2 separate regions of the Homo sapiens genome follow, and region 1 is linked to region 2. Evidence: chromatin loops called from intact Hi-C (ENCODE). Cell type or tissue: PC-9. All regions are shown on one strand. Each heading gives the region's core, and the rest is flanking DNA. Links, peaks and the distances in the headings are about the cores only.

Region 1 (10,563 bases), core at 1,173-9,172, 50 kb after region 2:
ATACAAAAATTAGCTGGGTGTGGTGGTGCATGCCTATAATCCCAGCTCAGTCACTGTAGTTAAACTCCATTGGTTTGGTCTGTTAGGCTGAGTGCAGGAGCCTAGTCCAAATCAATGGCCTCCTGTAAATTTTAATTAATTAATTTATTTATTGAGATGGAGTCTCACTCTGTTGCCCAGGCTGGAGTGCAGTGGTGCAGTCTCAGCTCACTGCAACCTCTGTCCCCCAGGTTCAAGCAATTCTCGTGTCTCAGCCTCCTGAGTAGCTGGGATTACAGGTGCCTGCCACCACGCCCGGCTAATTTTTTTATTTTCAGTAGAGACAGGGTTTCATCATATTGGCCAGGGTGGTCTTGAACTCCTGACCTCAGGTGATCCACCTGTCTCAGCCTCCCAAAGTGCTGGGATTACAGGCGTGAGCCACCATGCCACACCTCAATGTCCTTCCAGCCTCAGTCAGCCAGGTGGTTTCAAAGCCAATTCCACATTTTAGGCTTTCATTATGGTAGCACCCATACCAAACTTTTTCTTAGAAACAGCTAAAAGCTGCATAAATTTGAGTCCTCTCACAAGTTCAAGGCAGATAGTTACTCAAGAGATTGAGGCTGAGGACGGGAGGCGGCTTGAGCCCAGGAGTTCGAGGTTACAATGAGATATAATTGAGCCACTGCACTCCAGCCTGGGTGACAGAGTAAGGCTCTGCCTCTAAAAAAAGAAAAGAAAAAAGTTCAAGTGGAAAATGGCAGTGAAAAGATAAGAAGCAGCAGGAGTAGACAGGGAGAATCTTCAGGCCATGGTGCAGGACTGACACCCGTGAGAGGAGAGAAGGAAAGAAGGAGGATTGGGTAGGAAGAGGCTCCGAGTGTTAGTGCAGCTCTGAAAAAACTCTTGGCCAGGCTGATTGCCCAGTGAAGGAGTCCCACATAAGGCAGAAATGGCCCAGCTGTAGTATGCCCTGGAGCTCGGTCATTGGCTGGGATGAATCCAGGGAAAGCGTGCCTTGGCAAGAATGCTGTGGCAAATCCCAGAGGTACGGCAGTTACCTCTACACCTCACAGCAGATTCTCTTTGTGAAGGTGGATGTAAGACATTGTGCACACAGTCCACCCCTTGGTCACATAGCCCATCCCTTGCACTGCCAAGATCCACCTGCCCCACATCATTGGAGAGAAGTTCCTCTACAGCTCTCACAGGCCTCTCTTCCTGAGGAGAAACCTGAATGAGTGAGGTTAGGGGGATGAACCATAGCCCCTATTGTTGCAGATGGTTGAGTTGTCTTTTTTTAAAAAAAAAAAAAATCAATTTATAAGACTGGGTGCAGTGGCTCACACCTGTAATCCTACCACTTTGAGAGGCTGAGGAGGGAGGATTGCTTGAGCCCAAGACCACCCGGGGCAACATAGTAAGACCTCATCTCTACAGATAATTTAAAAAATTAGCTGGGTAGGTGAGCCACTGTGCCTGACCATACATTTTATTTAACATATGAAATGCCCAGAATAGGCAAATCTATAGAGACAAGTAGATTAGTGATTGCCTATGGTTGGGCAGGGAGAGTTGTGGGGTGCTGTGTTCTGAATGTGTCCCCAAGATTCATATGTTGATACTGAATCACCAATGTAATAGTATTAAGAGGTGGGGCCTTTAGGAGATGACTAATAAGGGCCGAGCCCTCATGGATGGCATTAAGGCCCTTATAAAAGGGCTTGAGTTGGTGGGTTCCATCTCTTCTGCCATGTGAGAAGGTCCTCACCTGATGCCAAACACCAGTGCTTTGATCTTGGACTTCCAAGCCTCTAGAACTGTGAGAAATGTCTACTATTTATAAATTATTCAGTCTCATGTATTTTGTTGTAGCAGCACAAACAGACTAAGACAGAGGTGGCAGGGGTGAGGGGGGACAGAGTATGACCATTAATGGGTACCAGGTCCCTTTTTGGGGTGATAAAAATGTTCTAAGATTGATCATGGTAAAAGTTGTACAACTCTGTGAATATACTAAAAACATCGAATTGTATGTTTTAAATGGGAGACTTGTATGGTATGTGGATTATATCTCAATAAAGCTGATATATATGTGTGTGTATATATATATGTGTATATATATGTGTATATATATGTGTGTATATATATGTGTGTGTATATATATATATATATATACACACACACACACACACACATATCTATATCTAGGACCAGGACTTACTTGGCTTGGCTTGAAAATAAAACTGTTTTCACTGTCAGCCTCTCCAGATGGTAAATGATTCTAAAGTTAAGAAATGGCTCTGGGCAGAAGTAAAATCCAAGACACTGTCAGGAAAATATTATCTAAAAAAGAAGTTAAAGGTTAAGACCTTTATAGAATGCTTTATAGGATGCTTTATAGAATCCATCTGATAGAAAAAAAAGTCTCTCCAAAGATCTTAAGGACATTTTGGAGCAGTCTCTCAAGGGAAGGAAGTGCTTATCTCAAAGAGATTTATGAGAGTAGCTTTTGTTGGAGTGGATAATAAATTCATGCATAAGGAACCCACAAAGCTTCTAAGAGAATTGCTCTGGCAGAAGCATCTATCAGCTAGGACTAATGGGGACATAGACAGTACAAAATGGAAAGATGCCTTTTATAGGGAGGAATCAGGCTGAGAAGGCTACTCAGATACAAACTCAATTTTCTTATAGAAAAGGAAGGATGATTCAGAGTGTAACCAAGAGCCCAGATATTGGAGCTGAAACCACAATGAACAACTCTCCGGCAATTGGACTAAGCTCTAATCAACCTACATCAGTTGGATTTCAGAGTTGTCTCTGCTGTATGCCTCCCATTTTCCCTTGTTTTGAAGGGGAGCAACTCTAGAGCAACTCTAGCCATGGGAGCAACTGTAGAGCAACTCTAGCCTTTCCCACCATTGTATGTAGGATGTGTATAGGAGGCAAATAAGTTGCCTCGTTAATTCATATATTTGATATGTAGGAAACAAATGGCAGAGATAGATCAATTAGATAAATTGAGAGGCTCTTAAGATAGTCCAGGCAAGAGATGATGGTAGCTTGGAGTAGGTAGCAGTGAAGAAAATGAGTAAGTAGAGAGATTCAGAATATATTTTGAAGTTAGAGCCAATGGTCTTTGCTCATATATTGGAAACGGGACATAAGAGGAATAGAAGAGTCGAATCAAATTCAACTCTTCAATATTTAGCTTGAAGAGCTGGGTTAATAAGTTTCCCTTCAACTGCTTTTGTTTGTCCACTCTCAGAGGAAAATTTTTAAGCGTAACCTACACTGCTCTCCCCCTTTTCTCACCTCCCACTTCCCATTACACTTTATCTAGTCTCTGCCTACTACCAGTCTGCAAAAAATGCTTCTGAAAATATCGCCAAAGGCCACCATGTCTTAAAATCCAATGGATACTTTTTAATCCTTTTTATGTGATCACTCTATTTTATTTAGTACAGGTATCCACTGCCTTTTTGAAATGTTTCTTCCCTTGGCTTTTTTGGACCATGTAGTTTTCTGACTTTCTGCTAACTCTCTAATTGCTCCTTTTCAATCTTCTTTTCTGGCTTCTAACTCTTTGTATAGCTCTGTGCAGAGCTCTGGCTGACCCTTTTCTTGCCTCACTCTGTACTCTTTCAATCTTAGAACTCCACGGCCAAGTGCAGTGCCTCATGCCTGTAATCCCAGCACTTTGGGAGGCCAAGGTGGGCAGATCACTTGAGACCAGAAGTTCAAGACCAGCCTGGCCAACATGGTGAAACCCTGTCTCTACTAAAAATACAAAAATTAGGGCTAGGTGCGGTGGCTCATGCCTATAACCCCAGCACTTTGGGAGGCCGAGGTGGGCGGATCACCTGAGGTCAGGAGTTTGAGACCAGCCTGGCCAACATGGTGAAACCCCATCTTACTAAAAATACAAAAATTAGCTGGGCATGGTGGGCACCTGTAATCCTAGCTACTCAGGAGGCTGAGGCAGGAGAATCGCTTGAACCTGGGAGGTGGAGGTTGCAGTGAGCTGAGATCGCACCATTGCACTCCAGCCTGAACAACAGTGCAAGACTACATCACACACACACAAAAAAAAAGCTGGGCGTGGTGGCATGCACCTGTAATCCCAGCTACTGGGGGTGAGAGTGGGGCAGCTAAGGCATGAGAATTGCTTGAACCCTGGAAGCAGAGGTTGCAGTGATCCAAGATTGTGCCACTGAACTCCAGTCTGGGTGACAGAGCAAGCCTCTGTCTCAAAAAAAAAAAAAAAAAAATCTTGGAACTCTTAAGTCCACACCTTCTGGCCAGACTTGCCTTCTGAACTTCAGTCCTGCGTATTCAGGAAATCTCATAGACACCTTAAATTGAACATGTCTCATACAGAACTTATCACCTTTTACCATCAACTTCCTCATCCTCTAGTGCTCCCAGTGTCTGTAAGGAAATACTATCCACCCAGCTGCTCAAACCAGAGAACTAAAAGTCCACTTGACTACTCCCTCTCTCTCACATACACACACACACACCCATAAAAGATCAGTCACTAGCTTCCGTCATTTCCACCTCCTAGATCACTCACTCTCAAATCTGTCCACTCCTTTTTTCTTTTTTCTTTCTTTTTTTTTTTGAGACGGAGTTTCTTTCTTGTTGCCCAGGCTGGAGTGCAATGGACAATCTTGGCTCACCACAACCTCTGCCTCCCAAGTTCAAGCGATTCTCCTGCCTCAGCCTCCCGAGTAGCTGGGATGACAGGCATGCACCACCATGCCCAGCTAATTTTTGTATTTTTAGTAGAGACAGGGTTTCTCCTTGCGGATAAAGCTGGTCTCGATCTCCCGACCTCAGGTGATCCGCCCACCTTGGCCTCCCAAAGTGCTGGGATTACAGGCGTGAGCCACCGCGCCCGGCTAAATCTGTCCACTTCTTTTCATCCCTACTGCTGCCACTGCAGTCCAAGCCATCATCATCTCTTGCCTGGACTTCTTCAACAGCTAACTTCTCTGGCCTCCTTGCATTCACTTTGGCCCTTCTTCATGCTATGGCTAGAATGTTCTTGTTCAAACACAAATAGGACCGTGCATGTTCTCAGTTTAAAGTCCTTCAGTGACTTCCCTTGGAATAGATTTCAAAATCTTTAATATAACACACAGGTTGTGCATGATCTGGACCCTGCTATTTATTTTGCCTCAGTCTCATCTCATTTCCTTTTATTCTCTGTGCTCAACCACACTAATCTTTTCTCAATTCCTTGAACCTACCATGCTGTCTCTCACCTTTGGGACTTCATACTTTTCCTCTCTGCTCTATTCTGTTGTCTGGCTAATTCATACTCATCCATCAGATCTCATATTAAATAGCATTTCCTCAGGGCATCCTGCCCTAATCCTTCCAGATTAAATCAGCTCGCCCTGTTATGTGTTTCCTTATACTTCTGAACTTCTGTTTGGCAGCACTTTGCTTATGATTCTTGTAATTATTTAGTACAGTATCTGTTTGGTGTCTGTCTTTGTCACTAGATTGTTAGCTCCAAGATGACAGACTGTGCCTGTTTTATTCACCATTGTATCCACAGTTTTCAGCAGTGCCTGGCATGCAGTTAGATGCTTACTAAATATTTGCGGTCTTAGGGCACAGCGAGGGAAGACTTAAGTAGCACTGGACTTTGGCCACAGGCCAGAACTGTCTGTGACTACACCCACCCCCATGCTCCCCTAAGAAAACTTGTAAGAGTCAGGGGAAATGGAATTACTTTATGATTTCATGTACTGCCTATGGCAACATGATAACATATTCATTATAATTTTACTTATTAGAGTGAACAATTAGAAAAAAAATCCCTAGGGCTGGGCATGGTGGCTCACACCTGTAATCCCAGCACTTTGGGAGGCTGAGGCGAATGGCTCGCTTGAGGCCAAGAGTTCGAGAGCAGCCTGGCCAACATGGTGAAACCCCATCTCTATAAAACATACAAAAATTCGCCAGGCATGGTGGCATGTGCCTGTAATCCCAGCTGCTTGGGAAGCTGAGGCAGGAGAATCGTTTAAACCTGGGAGATGGAGGTTGTAGTGAGCCAAGATAGCACCACTGCACTCCAGCCTGGGTGAAAGAGCAAGACTCTGTCTCAATAATAATAATAATGTAGTGAATCCTTAATTTTCAAGTAAATACATTGCATGGGGCCCTGATACGTAAAATGCATTAAAATGAAGCCAGTCTAGTTAAATGGGGGATGGGACAGAACTTAATCTCTTGGGCCTCCCCAGCTTTTCCTTTCCCTTTCCTTTCCCCATTTTTCTTTCTTTCTTCCCCCACACCTTGAAGGCTTTCCAATCCCTATCTCTGTTCTCTCTTTTAAAGCCAGGGCATCATTTCTATCCCAAGTTTCCATGAGGTACTGCAAATACTTTGTTGTGTTGTTGCTGTTAAACTGGCTCAAGTTGGTTTTCTGTTACTTGTAATTTTATTTTGTTTTGTTTTGTTTTTGAGACAGGGTCTCACTCTGTCACCCAGGCTGGAGTGCAGTGGCATGATCTTGGCTTACTGCACTTCAACCTCCACCTCCCGGGTTCAAACAATTCCCCTCCCACCTCAGCCTCCCGAGTAGCTGGGACTACAGGTGCAAGCCACCATGCCTGGCTAATTTTTTGTATCTTTTGGTAGAGACAGGGTTTCACCTTGATGGCCAGGCTGGTCTCGAACTCCTGACCTCAAGTGATCCGCCAGCCTCAGCCTCCCAATGTGCTGGGATTACAGGCATGAGCCACCATGCCCAGCTTGTTACTTATAATTTAAAAAAAAAACCTTAAACAATACTGTTGCAGCTTATGATTCAGTTATGTAATAGAAAGAACACTGGCTCTGGACTCAGAAAACTCTGGTTTCAAATCTAGGTCCTGACTTTGAACAAGTTAATCATTTTCAACTTCAGTTTTCTAATCTGCAAAGGGGATAATCCTAGCTTTCACCATTAAAAGACAAAACACTAATATGTTAAAAGACCCATTATTGAGCAAGCTCTCAAGAAATGTTAAATAAGTAAGATTAAAGTCTTATTCAGAACCTCCCCTATCCGTCCAACTTGAAGGAATGAATAACTGAATTCAGTGCAGCCAAAATTAGCAAGGCTGCCATCTTGTGGTGACTCACTGGCACATTGTCCAATGTTATTGAGCGGAGTTGAAGCAAGATGTTCTAGAAACTAAAGCTACATAAAAGGATAGCAGACATACCAGAGAGGCATTGGAATAAAGATAATAACTAAGACTGGACTTTTAGGAACTGGCATATGCAGCAGAGAAGTCAGGGAAAGCGACAGAAAGAAGTGGCTGATGAAGGAGAAGCAAATAAATATATAATTGTGCAGTGTATCACTCCAGCCAGAGTTGACTTCCATACTGGAGTTGATAATTAACATGATCTTACTTCTTTTTTTTTTGAGATGGGGGTCTCACTATGTCACCCAGGCTGGGGTGCTGTAGTGTGATCTCGGCTCACTGCAACCTCTGCCTCCTGGGTTCAAGAGATTCTCCTGCCTCAGCCTCCCAAGTAGCTGGGATTACAGGCATGTGCTACCATGCCCAGCTAATTTTTGTATTTTTAGTAGAGATGGGGTTTTGCCATGTTGGCCTGGCTGGTCTCAAACTCCAGACCTCAGGTTATCCACCCACCTCGGGCTCCCAAAGTGCTAGGTTTACAGGAGTGAGCCACCTGTCCCAGCCAGATCTTACTTCTTTTTTCAAGACTTCAGAAGCCATTAACAAATCCAGCCGATACCATTATCCTTTTAATACCATTGCCCCCACGCCACAGCTCAACAGTGCTCCTTCTGGAGGCTCTAGGGGAAAATGTGGCCTTGGTCACATCACTGTGACCTCTGCTTTCATTGTAATATTGCTTCTTCTGAGCTTCGTCTGACTTCTGAGCTTTGTCTGACTTCTGAGCTTCTTGACTCTGACTTTCCTGTTTCCCTCTTTCCCTTACAAGGATCCATGTGATTACATTGGGCCTACCTGGATGGGCCTACCTGGATAATCTAGGATAATCTCCTCATCTCAAGATTCTTAATTTAACCACATTGCAAAGTCCCCTTTCCCATTTATGGTAAGATAGTCACAGGTCCCAAAGATTAGGATGTGCACACCTTTGGAGCACAATAGTTCTGCATACCACAGTGCATTTTTCTCAACTCTACATTCAGTGACATAACCTTGGTAGCTTGCAATTGATTGTAGTGAGAGTATTTACACCACAAAAGTTGCCAATTGCTACAAATCAGGGCTATCTCCCATGGACAGCCTGATGTTAAACTTAACCTGCACCGGTTATGATGGTTAGCTCAGGTAAATGGGTCTATTTTCAAGGTAAAAGAGAAATGTCACTATACAATAGCTTGTAGGATTATGCATATAACCCAAAGAATACTAGGGGTACCTCCTACTTCTTCTAAATCCGGTGCTAAAAATTAATGGAAAATTGTGAAAACATTATACAGGATGGACCACCAAGGTCTCCAATCCCACAAGAAAGAGGGTTTGGTCACCTATAGGAAACTCAGTTATAGCCCCAAACAGAAGCTATATGATTAAGTTCTAGTCAATGAAATGTAAGTGAAATTAATATTTCCCACTTCTAGATCAGGATGTTTAGGACAGTGGCATGCCTTCTTCATGCCTCTTTCTCTTTCCATCTCTATGACACTAGTGAACTGAGGTGCTGGCTGAAGACAAAGAAGATATAGAATGGGTAGTGGATATATGAAGTCAAAGATAACTAAGGCTTTGTGATCAGTTACAGAAAGTTTTTCGCCAAGCCAGTTAAGTATCTACATGTTGTATTGAATTTTCTTCTCCTTTCATTTCCCTTTCTCCCATGAATATATATAGGGTGTGGCACGTTATAGTGGTTAACTTTAAAGTTCAGTCCACATGGTGGCACACGCCTGTAATTCCAGCTACTCGGGAGGCTGAGGCAGGAGAATCGCTTGAAGCTGGGAGGCAGAGGTTACAGTGAGGTGAAATCAAGCCTTAGCACTCCAGCCTGTGTGACAGAGTGAGACTCCATCTCAATAAATAAATAAATAAATAAATAAATAAAGTTCAGTCCATACAGACTATTGAGGCAGGATTATTATGAACTGGAGAAAGAATGAACATGATTCAGAGATCCTGGACTTGTTGCTGGATGAAGTTACTGATGAGGATTTGAGATAATTTCTTTTTGGGGGGTAGAAGGTGAGTATAGTGAGTACAATTTAGGTTATAAAAGGGAGGGTTGTTTCAGTTTGGAGTTTTGTTTTGTTTTTTGAAGTGTAAGTAGAGAAAGAAGGGTGTATTTCGATGTCAGGCAGTCACAAGTGTTTATTATAGTGGACACCTATCATTCTTATTGTACACTCAGAATCTGTAACCCCTTTGTATGTTTGGACAATATCCCAAACATAAGAGACAGAGAGACAAGACAGTGAGCACGCACCTTACACTATCAAAGCTGGCAGTGCTCACTGTCACTTTCCGCGTGTAGCAGACTCAGCCAATTCCATTCTCTTTAATTTGGATTCCCTAACACAAGTAAGTTAGGGAAAGGAGAAAAGCTAACTTGGGTTTGTTAATGAGTGGTTACTGCTATGGATAACTGGGCTTAGGCCCTCTAGGGGCCCTCAAAAACACCGTGAAATGCATCTGTGTTCCTCTCAGGGGCAAACAAGCTGAAGTATTTGCTGTTAGATCTGGCTATGAGACAGGAAGCAGGGTATGCTTTGTGGGTTCCTTAGAAAATGTCAGCTTTCCCATTTCAAACGCTGCACATTCCCCTTCCTCTTTCCTTGTCCCTTAAACCTGATTTGATGGCACTAGGGCTGCAACAGCCAACTTGCAACCACAAGGGTAAGGTGAAGTGAATTGCAGAAATATCAGCTCTGACATTACTGAGCCAGTAAAACTGCCTACCTTCATTTTTCTTGTATGTGAGAAAAACTGACTTTAAAAAGGTGACTACAGTCAAGTTTTCTGTTATCTGTGGGCAAAAGCATTCACATTCGTAACTGATTTATTTGGTCTCATTTACAGCCAAGGGCACAGGCCCAATTTTGCTTTTGTGGGTTTTTTTATTTAAAATTTTTTTCCTTGAGATGAGGTCTCACTATGTTGCTTAGGCTGGTCTTGAACTCTTGGGCTCAAGTGTTCCTACCACCCCAGCCTCCCAGAATGCTGGGAATACAGGCATGAGCCACCACACCTGGCCTAACTTTGAGTCCAAAGGTCGCAATACAGGCCAGGTGCAGTGGCTCATGCCTGTAATCCCAGCACTTTGGGAGGCCAAGGCAGGAGGATTGCTTGAGGCCGGGAGTTCCTGACCAGCCTGGGCAACATAGCAAGATTCCAGCTCTACAAAAAATACAAAAAGTAGCTAGTCATGGTGGCATGTGCCTGTAGTCCCAGGTACTCCTCCGGAGGCTGAGGTGGGAGGATCACTTGAATCCAGGAGTTAAAGGCTGCAGTGAGTTATGATTATACCACTGCACTCCAGCCTGGCTAAGAGCAAGATTCTGTCTTAAAAAAAAAAAAAAAAAAGAAGGCCGGGTAC
Region 2 (10,563 bases), core at 936-8,935:
GTTTGCAACATTTTCATATAAATAGGGAAGAAATCACACTTAGGAATTCCACTGTCAGGGACAAGCCTACAAACTATCACCACTACTACTATACAACATTTCTTTTTTTTTTTTTTGAGATGGAGTTTCGCTCTTGTTGCCCAGGCTGGAGGGCAGTGGCGAGCGATCTCTGCTCACTGCAACCTACACCTCCTGGGTTCAAACGAGTCTCCTGCCTCAGCCTCCCAAGTAGCTGGGATTATAGGCATGCGCCACCATGCCTGGCTAATTTTGTAGTTTTAATAGAGACGGGGTTTCTCCATGTTGGTCAGGCTGGTCTTGAACTCCTGACCTCAGGTGATCTGCTCACCTTGGCCTCCCAAAGTGCTGGGATTACAAGTATGAGCCACCACGCCCAGCCACTATACATTTCATTGGCCAATATAAACAAGCAATATAAATTGCATTAGATAATGTAATTAGACAAGAAAAAGAAATAAAAATTGGAAAGATATATGTAAAATGTTTAATTTTATTTTATTTATTTTTGTTTTTATACATTTTTTAAAAATAGGGTTTCACCATGTTGCCCAGGTTGGCCTTGAACTCCTGGACTCAAGGGATCCACCTGCCTTTAGCCTCCCCAAATGGGATTACAAGAGTAAGCCACTGCACCCGGCCTGGTAAAATTATCTTTATTTGTCAATGACATGTTTGTATTCCAAGAGAACCCAAGTGAATCAACTGAAAAACTACTATAAACGATGAGAAGTCTCAGTAAGGAAAAAGGGTATAAAATTATTACACAAAAATCAATCCCCTTCATATATACAAACTGCATTAAGCTAAATTGCATTGTTCAATGTAATAACCACACCACATTGCCTATTTAATTTTAAATTTAAAACGAATTGTTGGGAATAATGTTCAAAATCCTAAGGAAATTGAACACTCAAACACAGGATTCTTAGCAAAGCAATTTTACTTCTGCGCAGAGGGGTGCTTCTCCTTGGCCAGTCGCCATGAGAGCACACCTGAACAATGGAGCACAAGAGCCTTTATTCCTGACGCAAGTCCTGCCCCTGTACCCTTTTCCCATTGGCTGGGATCGGGTCGTACACTCTAAACTAATCCTGGTTGGCTAAACATTTGAACTTTTTTTACATAAGGTGGGCATGTAAGGGAGAGAGGGGAAAGGGAGAGGGGTATCTGCAATAAGCGAGAGAGCTAGTCTTCTTTCCAAATAAGGAAAGGAATGTGAGCTGGTACTGATAACGCCTGGTACTGTGGCGTGTCTGGGCATGTAACAAAAGCAGAAAGGAAGAAAAAAAAAGAAAAAGAAAAAAGGGGTGGGTAGGGGGGTACTATAAATTAAAGAATAAAGGATTGATCAGGCTATTTGAAGAGAAACCTCATCATATCCCACATAATTGAAATCAAATAAATTTAAAAATCAATTCCTCAATCACGCTAATCACATTTTAAGGTCTCATTACCACATGTGACTGTTGGTTACTGTATTATAGAATATGCTGTATCAGAACATTTCAATCATTGCAGAAAGTTCTATTGTTCAGTGTTGACTTAGAAGATACAGTGAAAGAGGTGACCTCATTTATGAGAACAACAAAATGCTTCTGAATAAGAATGAAATAATTCTTTGTCAAACCACATAACTTAGTTTTTGGTCATGGGCCACCTGCATGGACCTCCCTGTATTTCAGGACATAGCTAAAGTATTATCTCTTTGGGAGTCTTTCTTGATGCTTCCAACCTGAGTCAAAGATTCCTCCAGGATCTCCTAGAGCAGAACACAGTTAACCTTCATTATTCACAGATTCCATATTTATGAATTTGTCTACTTGCTAACATTTATTTGTGACCCCCATATTTTTTTCATTGCTAGTGTATAGAAATACAATTAATTTTTTTATTATGAACTTTTTTTTTTTTTTTTTTGAGATGGAGTCTTGCTCTGTCACCCAGGCTGGAGTGCAGTGGCGTGATCTCAGCTCACTGCAGCCTCCACCTGCCGGGTTCAAGCGATTCTTCTGCCTCAGTCTCCCGAGTAGCTGGGATTACAGGCACCTGCCACCATGCCTGGATAATTTTTGTGTTTTTAGTAGAGACGGGGTTTCACTGTATTGGCCAGGCTGGTCTTGAACTCCTGACCTCAAGTTATCCACCCACCTCAGCCTCCCAAAGTGCTGGGACTATAGGCATGAGCCACCATGCCTGGCCTGAACTTTTATTTTAATTTATTTTATTTTATTTTATTTATTTCAGTAGGTTTTTGGGGAACAGATGGTGTTTGATTGCATGAATAATTTCTTTAGTGGTGATTTCTGAGATTTTTGTGCACCCATCATCCAAGCAGTGTACACAGTATCCAATGTGTAGCTTTTATCCCTCACTCCTCTCCCACCCTTTCCCATGAGTCTCCAAAGTCCATTGGATTATTCTTATGCCTTTGTGTACTCATAGCTTAACTCCCAACTCCCATATTAATACTCACGGTCATTCATGGATATGCACAGAGTGGCAAAAATTTCAAGTTGTCTAATGTGCATGTTCCCAGCTGAGGCTGAGCAAAGTGATGCCCTTCTTTTTTTTCACTTGGTGTTGTTTATTTAGTGCCATGTTTTTTCATTTTCATACTTTTTCTTGCCCCAAACAGAGTGCTGAAGTGTTGTCTAGTGTTTCTAAGCACAAGAAGGCTGTCGCTGTGGTTTGAATGTGTCCCCCAAATTTCACATGTTGGAAATTTAATCTCCAAATTTGTATGTTGATTGGAGATGGGGCCTTTAGGAGGTAATTGGGATTAGATAAGATAATCAGGATGGGACCTCTATGATGGGACTGGTGGTTTTACAAGGAGGGGAAGAGCGACCTGACCTAACACTTTTGCATGTGTTGTCCTCCACCATGTTATGATGTAGCAAGAAGGCCCTCACTAGATGCTGACACCATGCTCCTGGACTTCGCAGCCTCTAGAACTGTAAGAAAGAAATTTCTTTTCTTGATAAATTATCCAGTCTCAGGTATTCTGTTATTGCAACAGAAAATAGACTAAGACAGCCGTGATGTGCCTTACAGAGAAAATACATATGTTAGACAAGCTTCATTCAGGCATGAGTTGTAATGAGTTCAATGTCAATGAATCAACAATACCAATTAAATAAGGTGTCTTTAAATAGAAGCACATGTAAAACATGGTTATGTATTGATCATTTAATAAAAGTGTTGTGATCAGACCAGGTGCGATGGCTCATGCCTGTAATCCCAGCACTTTGGGAGGCCAAGGCGGGCAGATCAATTGAGGTCACAGGCTTGAGACTAGCCCGGCCAACATGGCGAAACCCCATATCTACTAAAAATACAAAATTTAAGCCAGGCGCGGTGGCATGCACCTGTAATAACAACTACTCAGGAGGCTGAGGCAGGAGTATCGCTTGAACCTGGGAGGTGGAGGTTGCAGTAAGCCAAGATTGCATCACTGTGGTAGGAGTTATTAAGAAGTTATTTTAGGCCGGGTGCGATGGCTCACGCCTGTAATCCCAGCATTTTGGGAGGCCGAGGTAGGCGGATCACCTGAGGTCGGGAGTTTGAGACCAGCCTGACCCACATGGAGAAACCCCATCTCTACTAAAAATACAAAATTAGCCAGACTTGGTGGCACATGCCTGTAATCCCAGCTACTTGGGAAGGCTGAGGCAGGAGAATCGCTTGAACCTGGGAGGTGGAGGTTGCGGTGAGCCAAGATAGTGCTATAGCACTCCAGCCTGGGCAAGAGCAAAACTCTGTCTCAAAAAAAAAAAAAAAAAAGCTATTTTAGGCAGATAGAGTGGAAAAGGGGTCCTGGGAGAGTTTTCATTTTCAAAGCAGCTCCAAAAACATTTCTTGTCTAGCATGAAAGCCCTGGCTCTTAGACCTGGGCAGCAACCTTTCATACGCAAATGCAGGCCATTAGAAGTTGGGTCCACCCAAACATGGGGATTCCTGCCCTCTTCTTCTTGCCCTTGCCCCATATATGCCTGGCAAAATAGCCACCCCCACATATCTCCATGTGTGTAGAACATCATGGTGCCCTGTATTTGCATATTAAAAGGCTAGGGTGGGAGGGCCAGTTTTTTTTGTGGGCTACATGAATGACATGCCTGGTCAAACTAATCCCCTGAGCCCTATGCAAATCAAACACCGCCTCCTCCAGCCTCTTCATATACCTTGTTAGTATCCATGGCACGTGAGATCTCCTCTCTTGGCTTTGGAGCCCCCCTCCCTCCGTCTCTGTACAAGAGAGCTTCTGCCTTCTTTCTTCTCCCTTCCTTCTTGCCTATTAAACCCTCCGTTCCTTAAAACCACTCCATGTGTGTCCGTGTCATTTTATCTAAACTGGCATGAGGACCAAGAGCCCTGGTGTTTTTTCACTCATCGGAGCCATATCATCACTGTACTCTAGCCTGGGCAACAGAGCGAGACTCCATCTCAAAAAAAAAAAAAAAGTATTATGATCAGAGGCTCTCAGGAACCTAATTTTGTATTTCCCATTTCCCCTAGGAACAATGGTCTAGTATTTGCTAATTCAGTGTTCATGGTGACTGTATGGAATATAATACAAGTCATAAGAACCAACTGTACATGTCTATGTCTCTTCTAGTCTTTGAGTTCCTAGGGCAGGACCCACCTTGGATCACAAGTCTTTGTATATCCAGGATCTAACACAATGCCTAGCACAAAGTGGAGTCATAAATATGTTGAAAAGAATGGAGGCAGGGAAGAGAGGAGAAGAAAGTGACAGGAGGTAGCAGTCAGAGAAGGTTTAGGACTGGGTGTGTTGGATAAGATCTAGAGCCTACCTTTTTCCCTCCAGGGCAGCTGGGCAGGGTTGCGTGGGGCTTATATCTCCAAGGCAATCAAGGAAGTCCCTGATTGCTGTGGCTTAAGGCTCTTTCTGGGGTGAGGCCCAAGCCCTAAAGAGGCCCAGCCCTGCCTGCTCACCATCCAGGAAATTGCCCTTTGTCTGGTAGAAATCCTGTTAAATTAGCCTGGGTTGAGTGGACTGGATTCCTGCCCCAAGGTGATCCAAGGGGGCCTGGGTGGCGTAGGAGGAAGCTGGGATGTCCTAGGGCTACTGAGGGTCAGAGAAATAGGAAAGGGCAGGACTGTTTGCCCTTACTGTGTTTCATAAGAGATGGGGAATGAGTCCTAAAGTCTCTCTTTCTCCTGTCTGCCACTACAGTCACCGCAGTCACTCTCCCAGTACCTTCCCCTTCAGTGACTCCCATCTGGCCCAGGTGGCCATCCGTGTGGCCTCAAAGGATGTCAGTACCAGAGAAGGCCCAAGAACTACCCAGCCTAGACTCCAGGCTCAGAGAGGACAAGGAAGTTGCACAAGGTCACACAGCCAGCCACAGGCAGAAGGAGAGAATCTGTCTCACTCCTAGCTCAGAGTTATTTTTGTTTTCCAACCAATTTTTTTTTTTTTTTGAGACAGAGTCTCACTCTGTTGCCCAGGCTGGAGTGCAATGGTACGATCTCGGCTCACTGCAACCTCCGCCTCCTGGGTTCAAGCAATTCTCCTGCCTCAGCCTCCCAAGTAGCTGGGATGTGCGCCATCACGCCCGGCTAATTTTTGTATTTTTCGTAGAGACGGGGTTTCGTCATTGTTGGTCAGACTGGTTTTGAACTCCTGACCTCAGGTGATCTGCCTGTCTCGGCCTCCCAAAGTGCTGGGATTATAGGTGTGAGGCACCGCGCCTGGCCATTTTTTCCCACCAAATTTATCAGTTCCTTCTTTTCTTTCTTTCTTTATTTCCTTTCTCTCGTTCTTTCTCCCTTTCTCCCTTTCTTCTTCCTTTCTTCCTTTTTCTTTTCTTTCTCTCTTTTTTTTTTTCAAGGTCTCACTCTGTCCCCTAAGCTGGAGTACAGTAGTGTGACCATGGCTCACTGCAACCTCGAAATCCTGTGCTCAACAAATCCTCCTGCCTCAGCATCCTGAGTAGCTGGGACTAGAGGCGTGCCACCTTGCCCAGCTAATTATTTTATTTTTTGTAGAGACAGGGTCTCCCTATGTTGTCCAAGTTGGTCTTAACTGCTGAGCTCAAGTGACCCTCCCTCCTTGGCCTCCCAAAGTACTGAGATTACAGATGTGAACCACCTCCTGGCCTGTCCGTTTCTTAAGAACCAAGACTTTTGTCCTGTGTCCTTCCCTCCCTTTTCACTGCCATCAGGGCTCAGACTCCAGAGCTAGTCCTCCAGCAATCTATGGCTTTCAGCAGATGGGTTTGGCCATTTCTGTTAACACAAAGGGACAACTCATAGTGTGGGAGGGGCTGTTCTACTCCTTGCTGTTCCTTAAAGGAGTAGCAGAGGCAGAGGACGAGACCTAGGCTGTCTAATCCAACCCCACCTGATGCGTGGATGCCTGTGGCTGCCTTCTGCTTGCTCATGCCTTTGGCAGCCAGCTCATTTTGGCTCAAGGCAGCCTGTTTCATTTGTGGAGAAGGGCATAAAAAAAGGTTTCCTTCATCTTGAAAGCTATCTCCTTGTGGCTTGTCCCCACAGATTCTAGATCCTCTCTTTGGCATCTGCACAATACAACCCTTCTCTTTGTCCCATGGAAGACCTGCATAAATTTGAAGACAGATCTTGTCCCTAGAAATGAGATCAAGGCCTGTCATTCTTCTAGTTATACTTGTTTTAGTAGTCTATAAAGACCAAGCATTTATTTTGCTTTTGTAATTAAAAATAAACAAAAAACTCCTTACTTTTCAATGTTTTATTGAGATATAATTTACATTCAGGAGGCTGGGCGCGGTGGCTCACGTCTGTAATCCCAGCACTTTGGGGAGGCCAAGGCGGCTGGATCACCTGAGGTCAGGAGTTCGAGACCAGCCTGGCTAACATGGTAAAACCCCGTCTCTACTAAAAATACAAAAATTAGCCGGGTATGGTGGTGCATGCCTGTAATCCCAGCAACTCGGGAGGCTGAGGCAGGAGAATTGTTTGAACCTGGGAGGCGGAGGTTGCAGTGAGCGGAGATCGCACCACTGTACTCCAGCCTGACAACAGAGTGAGACTCCGTCTCAAAAAAAAAAAAAAAAAAAGAAATCTTTACTTACCCCAATATCAAAAAAATTATCTTATGTTTTTATTTAGAAGTTGTTTTATTGTTGTTTTATACTTTTTTTATTTAGGTCTATGATCCACTCAAATTAATTTTTGTGTATAGTGTGAGTTAAGGGTCAGAGTTTATTTTTCTCTGTACTTATCCAATTATTCCAGCACCTTTTATTAAAAGGACGTCCCTCCCCTACTTGATTACAGTGGCATAAATCAAAAGAACCTATATGTGTAGGTCCATTTTTGGACTCTATTTTTTTTTTTTTTTTTTTTTTGAGACAGAGTCTTGCTCTGTCGCCTAAGCTGTAGTGCAATGGTGCGATCTCGGCTCAATGCAACCTCCATCTCCCGGGTTCAAGCAATTCTCCTGCCTCAGCCTCCCCAGTAGCCGGGATTACAGGCACACGCCACCACACCCGGCTAATTTTTGTATTTTTAGTAGAGGCGGAGTTTCACCATATTGGTCAGGCTGGTCTCAAACTCCTGACTTCAGGTGATCCACCTGCCTCGGCGTCCCAAAGTGCTGGGATTACAGGCATGAGCCACCGTGGCTGGCCCTGGACTCTTTATCCTGTTCAAGTGATCTACTCAGCTATTCTTACTCCAAGAGTCCCCTGTCTTAATTACTATAGATTTATATAGTAAATGTTGAAATTTGGTAGTGTAAGTCTTTCAACTTCAAGGTTTTGTTTTGTTTTGTTTTTGAGATGGAGTTTCACTCTCTCCCAGGCTGAAGTGCAATGGCGCGATCTTGGCTTATTGCAACCTCCACCTCCCAAGTTCAAGCGATTCTCCTGCCTCAGCCTCCCAAGTAGTTGGGACTACAGATGCCCGCCATCATGCCCAGCTAATTTTTTTGTACTTTAAGTAGATAGGGGGTTTCAGCATATTGGCTAGGTTGGTCTTGAACTCCTGACCTCAGGTGATCTGCCTGCCTTGGCCTCCCAAAGTGCTGGGATTACAGGTATGAGTCACCATGCCTGGCCAAACTTCAAGGTTTTTGGATTGTCCATATGTATTTTGGAATCAGCTTGTCAATGTATGCGTGTGCACACACACACACACACACATACACACACAGAATGTGCTGGGAGTTTGATGGAATTACACTGAATCTATGAACTAATTGGAAAAAACTGGCATCTTAACAATATTGAGTCTTCTAATTTATGAACATGAAATATCTGTCCATTTATTTAGGTCGTGTTTAATTTATGTCAAGAATGTCTTATAGAAACAGGCATGGTGGTGCATGCCCGTAGTCCCAGCTACTTGGGAGGCTGAGGCAGGAAGATCACCTGAGCCAGGGAGTTTGAGACCAGCCTGGCCAAAATAGTGAGACACTGTCTCTTAAAAAAGAGAGAGGGCCGGACGCGGTGGCTCACACCTGTAATCCCAGCACTTTGGGAGGCCAAGGCGGGTGGATCACAAGGTCAGGAGTTCGAGACCAGCCTGGCCAAGAAGGTGAAACCCCATATCTACTAAAAATACAAAAAATTAGCCGGGTGCAGTGGCAGGCGCCTGTAATCCCAGCTACTCGGGAGGCTGAGGCAGGAGAATCGCTTGAACTCGGAGGGCGGAGGTTGCAGTGAGCTGAGATCGCGCCACTGCACTCCAGCCTGAAAACAGAATGAGACTCTGTCTCAAAAAAAAAAAAAAAAGAGAGAGAGAGAATGTTTCAGGTTGAGGTCTTTTTTTTTTTCTTTGAACATTTATTATGATTCTTTTTACATTTTTTGTAGAGGTGGGGTCTTGCTATGTTGCCCAGGCTGGTCTCCAACTCCTGGGCTCAAGCAATTCTCCCACCTCAGACTCCCAAAGTGCTGGGATTATAGGCATGAGCCACCACTCCTGGCCACAGGTTAAAATCTCAAACATCTTTCAATAGATTTATTCCTAAGTATTTGATATTTTTGATACTGATGTAAATGATATTTTTTGTAAATTTCATTTTCTAATTTTTTTGTTGCTATTATAAAGAAATACATTTGTATGTTGATCTCATATCCAGTAGTCTTGCTAAATTCACATATTAATTATATGAAACCTCTACATTTTTAATTTTGAAAACATTTGCATTGATCTTAAAGTTCAAGCTAGTATTTTGATTATTTTAAAACTTCCTAGGCCGATGGGCGCAGTGGCTGATGACTGTAATTCCAGCACTTTGGGAGGCCAAGGCAAGAGGACTGCTTGAACTCGGGAGTCTGAGACCAGCTTGGGCAACATGGTGAAACTCTGTCTCCACAAAAATACAAAAATTAGCCAGGCATGGTGGTGCATTCCTATGGTCCCAGCTACTCGGGAGGCTGATGCGGGAGGATTGCTTGAGCTCATGATTGCACCACTGCACTCCCGCCTGGGTGACAGAGAAAGACCCTGTTTCAGAAAAACAAAAACATCCTATTCTTTGACCGTCACCTTTTATCTTTCTGGCTCACTCTCTCTAATACTCTGAATCCAATAATTTGTCAACGTCTTCATGACATCCAACCCATTGACCCTATCACCTTTTCATTGCCCTTTAACTTATCATCTTACACATCTTAGATTCCACAGTCTCATTAGTATTATTTTCTCGTTCCCTTTCCCCGCCACAGATCTTGCCTGGATTTACTCGTGTTTAAATCCAAAGCTCAGGCTCAATCTGATTGCTTCAGTCTATTCAGGCTGCTATAACAAAATGCCAAAGACCAGGTGGCTTAAACGACAAGTATTTACTTTTCATAGTCCTGGAGGCTGGGAAGTCCAGGATCAAATGCTGGCAGATTTTGTTCCCAGTGAGGACCCTCTGCCTTGCATGCAGATGGCCACCTTCTCTCTGTGTCCACACATGCTAGAGAGAGAGCATGCTCTGGGCTGTCTTACTCTTCTTATAAGGACACTAATACCATCATAGGGAAGCTACCCTCATAATTTCATCTAAACCTAACTACCTCCAAAAAGCCCTGCCTCTAAATACCATTATAATGATGATTAGGGCTTCAACATATGAATTTGGGGGGTTCTCAACCCAGTCCATACCAATGGTTGAGAAAAATACATGATATTCACTAGTTTCACTCTAAATGGGCCAGTAATGCTGCTCATTTCCCTAATCGTTTGTTCTCCCACTCTCTTAACCAACTATTTCACTCTTACTTCCTCAAGCCCCCAAAGTCTCCTCCCTATTCTCACTCTCAACTGATGATTTTGCTTCTTATTTCATTAGAAAAGCAATCAGAAAAGAACCTCTACCACTCTCCCACCACATCTACCTACCCCTAGCATCTGTGCCCACATGTTCTGTTTTCCTGCTTTTAATAATGAGAGAACTGCCCTGTTTTCATCTAAGGCCAAACCTTCCACCGGTGCACCAGATCCCATTTCCTCTCCCCTATCCAAGCACTTTCCTTCCACAATTATTTATTTATTTATTTATTTATTTATTTATTTATTTATTTATTTTTTCGAGACAGAGTC

Evidence for each region. Peaks named below come from ENCODE experiments on the same cell type or tissue, not always from the same donor. Only the 100,000 strongest peaks of a DNase experiment are listed, where the experiment ranks them.
Region 1: a loop joins it to region 2, with 6 times the contacts of the local background. A loop is called at or near these places in 36 of 110 quality-filtered maps.

What each region holds. Positions count from the first base shown.
Region 1 is chr1:40,025,360-40,035,922 of GRCh38, forward strand. All of the region lies in intron 2 of LOC105378669 (a long non-coding RNA gene), which reads right to left. Among named protein-coding and RNA genes, the nearest start is that of CAP1, 10 kb to the right of the region's middle. In PC-9, for the core only: a CTCF peak has its summit at 7,126 (motif pointing left); DNase peaks (open chromatin) are centred at 4,342 and 5,522; H3K27ac peaks cover 666 bases.
Region 2 is chr1:39,975,780-39,986,342 of GRCh38, forward strand. No RefSeq gene overlaps it. Among named protein-coding and RNA genes, the nearest start is that of MFSD2A, 26 kb to the left of the region's middle. RefSeq lists an enhancer at 4,594-5,447. In PC-9, for the core only: no CTCF peak of the experiment used is centred there; DNase peaks (open chromatin) are centred at 1,632, 5,052 and 6,342; H3K27ac peaks cover 2,636 bases.